Regions from separate parts of the Mus musculus genome. Here regions 2 and 3 are each linked to region 1. A link is a loop called in an ENCODE intact Hi-C map of the cell type or tissue named here. Cell type or tissue: left cerebral cortex. All regions are shown on one strand.

Region 1 (2,500 bases):
GGGATTGAAGAATGTCTCTGACTTAGGAATGAGTCCTGTTTGGAGCCTGCCATCTTCTATCCAACTGCCATGTGGCTTCTACAGGAGCCCTGATTGTCTGTGGATACCCCACTGTAGGAACTCACAAGGGCCTACTGCTCTGTAACAGTGTGATCAAGAGAAGAATGCTTCTTTTCTTCCACACTTGTTCATCTGCTGTGGCTATCATTGGCTACCTAATAGTAATGCGGTTTGGGAAATGTAGTTTTAGCCTTCTGTTTATACTGTTTGAGGAAGTACGTAGGGAAGAGCAAGAGTGGCTGAATGCCAGCACCACAGTGCCCCCACCCCATGAGTGTGTCTTTATAAGCAAATCTATAGCTGTGGTAGAATGTTAGTGAATGTCCAGCAATTCGGACTTTCTTAATGTAAGGTCCTGCATCTGCACTAGGTTAAGAATGTTTTTGTATAGTTCATGAGATGTATTGTGGAAGTCTTGATAGTGCTTAACTACATTTTAAAGTGTAGCTTAGGCCAGTCTTTTCCTAACTTTCTTTTCACTTGTTGGATACAGACCAAAGTTTGAAAACATCTAAGATTGTACTGGCAGGAGGACTTATTAATTATGTTGTATATTGACAAGAAAGTTGAAGAATTGGAGTCCCTTTTTTCTTCCCCCATCCTTCACTCTCCGTCTTACCTCTCTCCTCTCACTACCCCCTCCTTGATTAGTCTCAAACTCTCGAGCTCTCAGGTTCAAGTAGATATCATAAATGTGTTTGGTTTTCTCATGAGAAAGTGCTTCTCTGTACACGTGGCTCCTGGAATCACTCTGTAGATCAGCCTGGCCTCATTTTTCTCTTGTGTGAGCATGAATGGGTGCATGTGTGCTCCAGCATACTTGAGAAGGTCAGGAGACTCAGTTCTCACCATCTACCATTAGTGTCAGAGATGAAACTCAGCTTGTCATATTTATGTCGCAAGCTCCTTCACCTGCTGCTGCATAATCGTTCTGGCCCAAGAAAATCTGGTTCTGGCCAAAAGGTTTGAAAGTGCTGGGACTAAAGGCCAACAGTTGATGGTGACACCTTTTCAATAAGCATTATCTAAAATGGGCAAACTAGAAAGGGAAACCTACAAGTAGGGTCTTTAATCCAGATTTGCTTTGACACTGCAGCTCTGAGAATGCCAGTGGGTGGCAGTAGATCTGTGTTGTGAAGGCTGAACCTGCCACTAGATGTCGCTAAGATTCTAGCACACCTTATTTTTGCATTGGTGTCTCCGGCTTTACATAAGTATATCTTCATATTCTGCTTGGTTAGGTTCCAATCTTAGGACAGAAATCATGTATAAAAATACATTTTGAAAAACTCCTTAAAGAACTTCCCCAGAATTCAGGAGGCAGATGAATTTCTGTGAGTTCAAGGCCAGGTCTTCATAGTGAGTTCCAGGTCAGCCAAAGCTACATAGTGAAACCGTGTCTCAAAGACAAACAACAACAAAACCAAAAAATCTTCTTTAAGAATGATAGTGCAGTTATTTTTCTGTGTAGACTTGAGCATATGACTATCAGCTGAGTGCCAGCTGAGGTGGTGGACTTGTGAAGGCTTAGCTTTTAACTGTGAGAATGATAGCAGCATATTGACATGTTCACACAGTGAACAATATCCAGGATATATATTGTGCACCTCACACTTAAACTTCTGGACATACCATTCTTGAATGTAAGGGCTGGAAAATCATTATTTAAAGTCTTATTGTGCTGAATACACAGGTAAATTTTGTATGGAGTACAGGTGTGAATCGCCACAGTAAGAGATTAGAAGATGAAGCTGCAGCCTAGAAAGGGAAAATACGGAAGCAGAATAGGTTAGGAATATGGAAAGGGATTTGACAACAGAAGGTATCTGCCATTAGCACTTTTTCCTACAAAATCCTCTTAAGACATAAAGTGGGGTATAAGGGAGTTGTTGAGGGTCAAGTGTTGATAATACATAAAGTGAATAAAAAATATATATACACACACACATACATATATATATAAAATTTTGAGGAAAGTACAAAAAAGACAGGGCAAAAATCTTCTAGATGAATTATTTACTTGCTATATAAGAACAGTTGGTTTGATATTTATAGATTTAACATTTCTGCTATTTTACTTCATAAATAACCTCAGAGACTCAAAATGTGCCAAAGTGTGATTTTGCCAGTTCAGAGAAATGAGTCTAATAGCTAAAAGTATCCTGGCCAGCTGGCCATCCTCCCGTCAAAGGAGACCTGTGATTTTATTGATCCATTGTTCTTGTTATGATATGATAAATTCTTTCCTGTAAAATAGCATTTTGAAGAATATATACTCAAACAAGATAGGTGTTTGAGAAAATATTTTCAAGATAGTAAGAAGACCAGCGGCATAAACGAGTGATAGAACATTAACTAGCGTACATGGGCCCCCAAGTTGCACTGGGGTGGAGGGGGTACATTTAATGACGACCTTTCCAAAAAACAGCCTCCAAAACCT
Region 2 (2,500 bases), 210 kb after region 1:
GTTTGTCACAGGCCCCAAGGGGCTCACTGCTGTGCAGTAACCAGCCAGTCCCCCATCTTTGTATTGTGTCTGACTGCTCCAGGCTCTTGAGTTTACAAGTCAGTCGCCTGGGTAACCCTAGAGACAGCTATTAAAGCCTAAAGGACAGACAGGGATGTGTGTGGCTTCCTGCTGGGCTGAAGAACTCTGAAAGCCAGCCTGGGGAAAGGCAGAGTCGTCAGAGAGAGAGGAGAGTGTTCTCCTATTGAAAGCTCAAGCGCTACTGCCAATCAGGCTCAGTGCTATGCCCTGAGAAATGGAGCCAACCCCTCAGCCATTTTCTGTCCTGTAGAGGGAGGACAGTAATGCTGACACCAGTGTTACATGGATTAATCATTGTGCCGCTTGCTTGCGACAGGTCTACTGTAATGCCTGGTTTGGGGAGGGAATCATGTACAGTCAGATTCGATGCAGGAGACAACCAGTGGGGAAAAGGGTAGTCTGTCAACTGACTGCCAGCTTAGAAGGAACCAGCAAGCAGCTTTGAAGTAGTTTAAACTTGCCGAAAACATAGCAAACCTCTTAAGCTATGGAATCGTTAAACACACACACACACACACACACACACACACACACACACACACACACACACGTATGCATTAGTTACAATGAGCATTAGGTCCTGGGCTTGCTTTCATTTTAATTTGTTCAACTGTGTTTCAGTTTTGAGACCTTTGATGTAAACAGCTTTGAACAGTTCTGCATCAATTACGCTAATGAAAAACTACAGCAGCAGTTTAACCTGGTAGGTGACTTTTTGTCTTCCTGGGGCCGATGCTCAGCCCTCTGCGTGCACGACTTGGGCATGAGCCTTTTCTGGTTCCTCATTCAGGAATCCAAGCATGCCTGGGTTAATAGATAAAAAAAATGTTCCTGATAGCTAGAGCTATACATTGAGTTGCTATGCCGCTCTGTGGCTATATCTTGAAACTGCACCGCCATCTTTGACTTCCGTTTTGGAACAACTTGTGACACTTTCCTCCCCATCTATCACCTGTTTCCTTCATCCTCCAGGAGGAGCCTCCTTGAAGCCCTGAATTCTAGTATAGGTTTTGCACACTGCCTACATAGCCAACAACCTCTGTGACTGCCCTGCCCTGGTTGGGCTGATCCAGGCTGTGGAGGCTGCTTTTGTCCCCAGAGAGAGAGCAGCAGTGGCCCACAGCCACTGGGACTCAGGCAGCTGTGTTGGTGGTGACACTTTTTTGGTCCAGGCCTGACCTAGTGGAAATGGAGAATCCACTCAGGATGGTGTCGGGGTGACAGCCAGACCCACTGGAGACCTCTTAGTGGCTTTGACCTGGGGAGGGGGATGGGCAGTGTTCCAGGGTCTTCCTGATCACAGAGCGGACCTTCATCTGCACCTTCCAGGCTTGTATCAAGCCCTTCATGTCTCTCTTTGACGTTGTCTAATGTCCACCTTATCTCTGGGCTCCCCAGCACGTCTTTAAACTTGAGCAAGAGGAATACATGAAAGAGGACATCCCCTGGACTCTGATAGACTTCTATGACAACCAGCCTGTTATTGACCTGATCGAGGCAAAAATGGGCATTTTGGAGTTGCTGGATGAAGAATGCTTGGTAACTGTCAGAATAACTGGCTTCTTTTTCAGCGTCTGAGTAGCTACAGATGCACACACCGCCAATCGGTCCTTTTGGAGTTGTATATGAAAAACCAGATGTCTTACTCATTTGGTTGGATATTAAATCTGAGACACTCATGTGGACCCTGAACCCTGGGGGCATGACACTCCTGCGAATGGTGGAGGGGGACGTTTATTACATGTGAATGAATAAAAGACATAGGGAAAAAGGTAATCTGGAGGCTCCTGGGTATGGAGAGGGGAGAATTTATTATAGATATGCGGGAGAGCACAGCCAGAGGCAAGCACATCTGGGAGAGTCCAGAGTGGACCTGACCCAGAGCTGGGCCGTGTAAGGAGCGGGGTAGGGGAAGAGAGAGGGGCGAGCAGGGGAACCAGGTACTGCAAGCCAGGAGGCCCCAAAGGTACAAAGAGAGCAGGTAACCAAAATGGTTAGATTATATAGATAAGGGCAACCCATCCTCCTAGGGTAGGGGGCAGGGTCGGCCATCCAGGAGGGCCCTGGAACAGGTAGGGACTGAGGGATGCAGAGTGAACCTAGCAGCCAGGTCTTCTTTGCTATGTTAAATAGGCACCCCAGCCGTTTGTCTGGGATTTGAAATGTTAACAGAAGATATAAGGGAAAGAACAACCAGAGGCATCCAGAAGGGTCCAGACTGAACTGGGACATGAGAGGAGAGATGGGGCAAGAGAGGAAAAGAAGTAGGGGCAGAGAGGAGTCAAGAACTGAGAGACCAAAAGGCCATGTAGCCAAAAGGGCTGGATTATATGGAAAGAACAGCTGGGGGAAGGCAGTGAAACTCCGGAGATGGAGAGATGGAGAGTATGGGGCGGGTATGCCAGCCAGGATGACCCTG
Region 3 (2,500 bases), 160 kb after region 1:
GCACATATTTGGAAGATCTCTATGAATTGCTAGCCTGGCTTACAGAGTAAATTCCAGGCCAGCCAGGTCTACACAGTGAGACCCTGGCTTAACAGATAGGTAGGTAGGTAGGTAGGTAGGTAGGTAGGTAGGTAGGTAGATAGGTAGGTAGGTGGATGGATGGATGGATGGATGGATGGATGGATGGATGGATGGATGGATGGATGGATGAGTTTTAAGTGTTTTGTGGAAACCAGTTCTACACATATATATTTATATGTGGACCATATATGTAGAATATGATACTGATCTTGAAATAAATGTCATTTAATAATGTGTAGCTTATTCTTATAAAAAATACGGCATTAAAATTTTTCTTTCAATTTTTGTTCCCCTTATTCTCCAATTCGTTTTGGTTTGGTTTGGTTTGGTTTTGGTTTTTTCGAGACAGGTTTCTCTGTGTAGCCCTGGCTGTCCTGGAACTCACTTTGTAAACCAGGCTGGCCTCGAACTCAGAAATTCACCTGCCTCTGCCTCCCAAGTGCTGGGATTAAAGGCGTGCACCACCACCGCCTGGCTTCTCCAATTCACTCCATGAATTATCTAGTTACCTAAAGCCCCTGCTTCCATGTGAAAATGGAGAAATGCTTATCAGACATAAGCATTTGCACACACACACACACACACAGTAGCCACTTACCTTACATAATCCTCCTGGTGACTCTAGAAGAGCTCTGGTTCTCTGCCTGTGGGTTCTAACCCTGTGAGGGTTGCATATCACATATCCTGAATATCAGATATTGAATGATAATTCATAGTAGTAACAAAATTATAGTTATGAAGTAGCAACAAAAATAATGTTATGGTTGGGAGTCACCACAACGAGGAATTTTACTAAAGAGCTGCAGCATTAGGAAGTTTGAGAACCTAGAGAAACACATCTAACTTTTTTTAAAAAGGTTTGTTTCTTTGTTTTATGTATGTGAGTACACTGTTGCCTTCTTCAGACAACCAGAAGAGGGCGTCAGATCCCATTACAGATGGTTGTGAGCCACCATGTGGTTACTGGGAATTGAACTCAGGACCTCTGGAAGAGCAGCTAGAGCTCTTAACCGCTGAGCCATCTCTCCAGCCCCACATGTAACTTTTAGCTGAGTGTTTCTGTGAGAAATTAGGATGTGCTCCAGGCACCTTGTCTTCTGATTATTCAACAGAATAACAGAGCATCTAGGATAAAGATCCAGTAGCTCTCTTGCTTCTAAATGGGCCTTTAATTTTTTGTTGTTGTTGTAAAATCCCCTCTGTCAGGGCTCAGGGAACCCTGCAGAAGAGGATTCAGAAAGAATATAACAGCCAGTGGGAATAGAGGAAACCAAGAAAGCAAGGCCCTCAAAATCAGCATGACCAAAACTCATATGAACTGAGACTGAGGTAGCATATACATGGCCTGCACAGGTCTGCATCAGGTGTTGTGTGTCTGTGTGTGTGTGTGTGTGTGTGTGTGTGTGTGTGTGTGTGTGTGTGTGTTAGTATGGCTTCTAGTTTAGTATTTTTATAGGATTCCTGAGTGTTTGACTGAATATACCTTGGTTTCTTGTGTCTTCTCTTGAGCTTCTCTTTTCTTCTGTTAGTTTCTTTTGTCCAATTCCAATGTGTTAGCTTGTTGGTTTTTCTTTTTAATCTCATTGTATTTTATTATGATCTCTTAGAAGCCTTGTTTTCTAGTGAGAGACAGAAAGGGATGTGATCTAGATGAGAGTGGAGGTAGGGAGGAACTAGGAAGAATACAGGAGGAAGAAACCATAATCAGGATATATTATGTGAGGAGAAAAAACTATTTTCAAAAGAGGAAGAAAAGGAAAATGTGTAAAATATGCAGAACATAAACTTTGACCTTATTCTCCTTACACCTGTTGATCTATACTGACCCTGCTCTGCACCATCACCCCCATCTATGGGCTGTGTCACCTCCCTCCTGACACTGTACCATTGCACATCAGCTCCCCTTCCTGCCCCAAGCCTCTGTGACCTCAAACAAGTGCTGGTCTCCATGTCTGTGGGAAAGTTGTTCTCTGTCATTCTGTCCCACAATGATTACCAAAGTGTGGCGTTTCTGAAGGCTCCTCTTTTAAAATCCATGAGTGTTTTCTAAGTGTACATCTTAATTTTGGACATACTGATACTAGACATACTGCGTATTGACTATTTCTTAGTTAACTCTTACAGATTTTAAATGTTTCCCCTCTCTCAGCCTAATTGCAAGATATATTTATCTATTTGACTAAGCATCACAGCATATTAGCTAATGATTTTAAAAGAATGTTTGCCATAATAAAATATCCTTTGCATTCCACTTTAAATTAACGTGCATTGCCTTACAACCACATGGTGAATTGAGGTGCTTGTCCTACCCCCCTAGTTTAATCCTAACAGTAGTGTAACTATTCTAAGGCATATTGGGAATCCATACAGTTTTTAGTTCAGATCACTTTATCTAATAAGTAGAAAACCGAAAGAAATT

The links. Hi-C counts contacts between places; a loop is a spot of excess contacts. Peaks named below come from ENCODE experiments on the same cell type or tissue, not always from the same donor. Only the 100,000 strongest peaks of a DNase experiment are listed, where the experiment ranks them.
Region 2: it touches region 1 in a loop (2.5-fold over the local background); 18 of 42 quality-filtered maps call a loop at or near these places.
Region 3: it touches region 1 in a loop (4-fold over the local background); 13 of 42 quality-filtered maps call a loop at or near these places.

Annotation. Positions count from the first base shown.
Region 1 is chr9:75,049,024-75,051,523 of GRCm38, forward strand. All of the region lies in intron 1 of Arpp19 (cAMP-regulated phosphoprotein 19), which reads left to right. Gm51714 (a long non-coding RNA gene) reads right to left here and starts at 2,047. Exons shown (of 2, transcript XR_003948357.1): 1 at 1-2,047. In left cerebral cortex, a CTCF peak has its summit at 1,200 (motif pointing right); a DNase peak (open chromatin) is centred at 1,210; H3K4me3 peaks cover 724 bases; H3K27ac peaks cover 1,616 bases.
Region 2 is chr9:75,261,506-75,264,005 of GRCm38, forward strand. It overlaps Myo5c (myosin VC), which reads left to right. Exons shown (of 41, transcript NM_001081322.1): 11 at 703-784; 12 at 1,480-1,620. Among named protein-coding and RNA genes, the nearest start is that of Gm33750, 25 kb to the left of the region's middle. In left cerebral cortex, a CTCF peak has its summit at 963; DNase peaks (open chromatin) are centred at 125 and 943; H3K27ac peaks cover 776 bases.
Region 3 is chr9:75,204,413-75,206,912 of GRCm38, forward strand. The region is part of intron 35 of Myo5a (myosin VA); the gene reads left to right. Among named protein-coding and RNA genes, the nearest start is that of Myo5c, 26 kb to the right of the region's middle. In left cerebral cortex, a CTCF peak has its summit at 1,012 (motif pointing right); no DNase peak of the experiment used is centred here.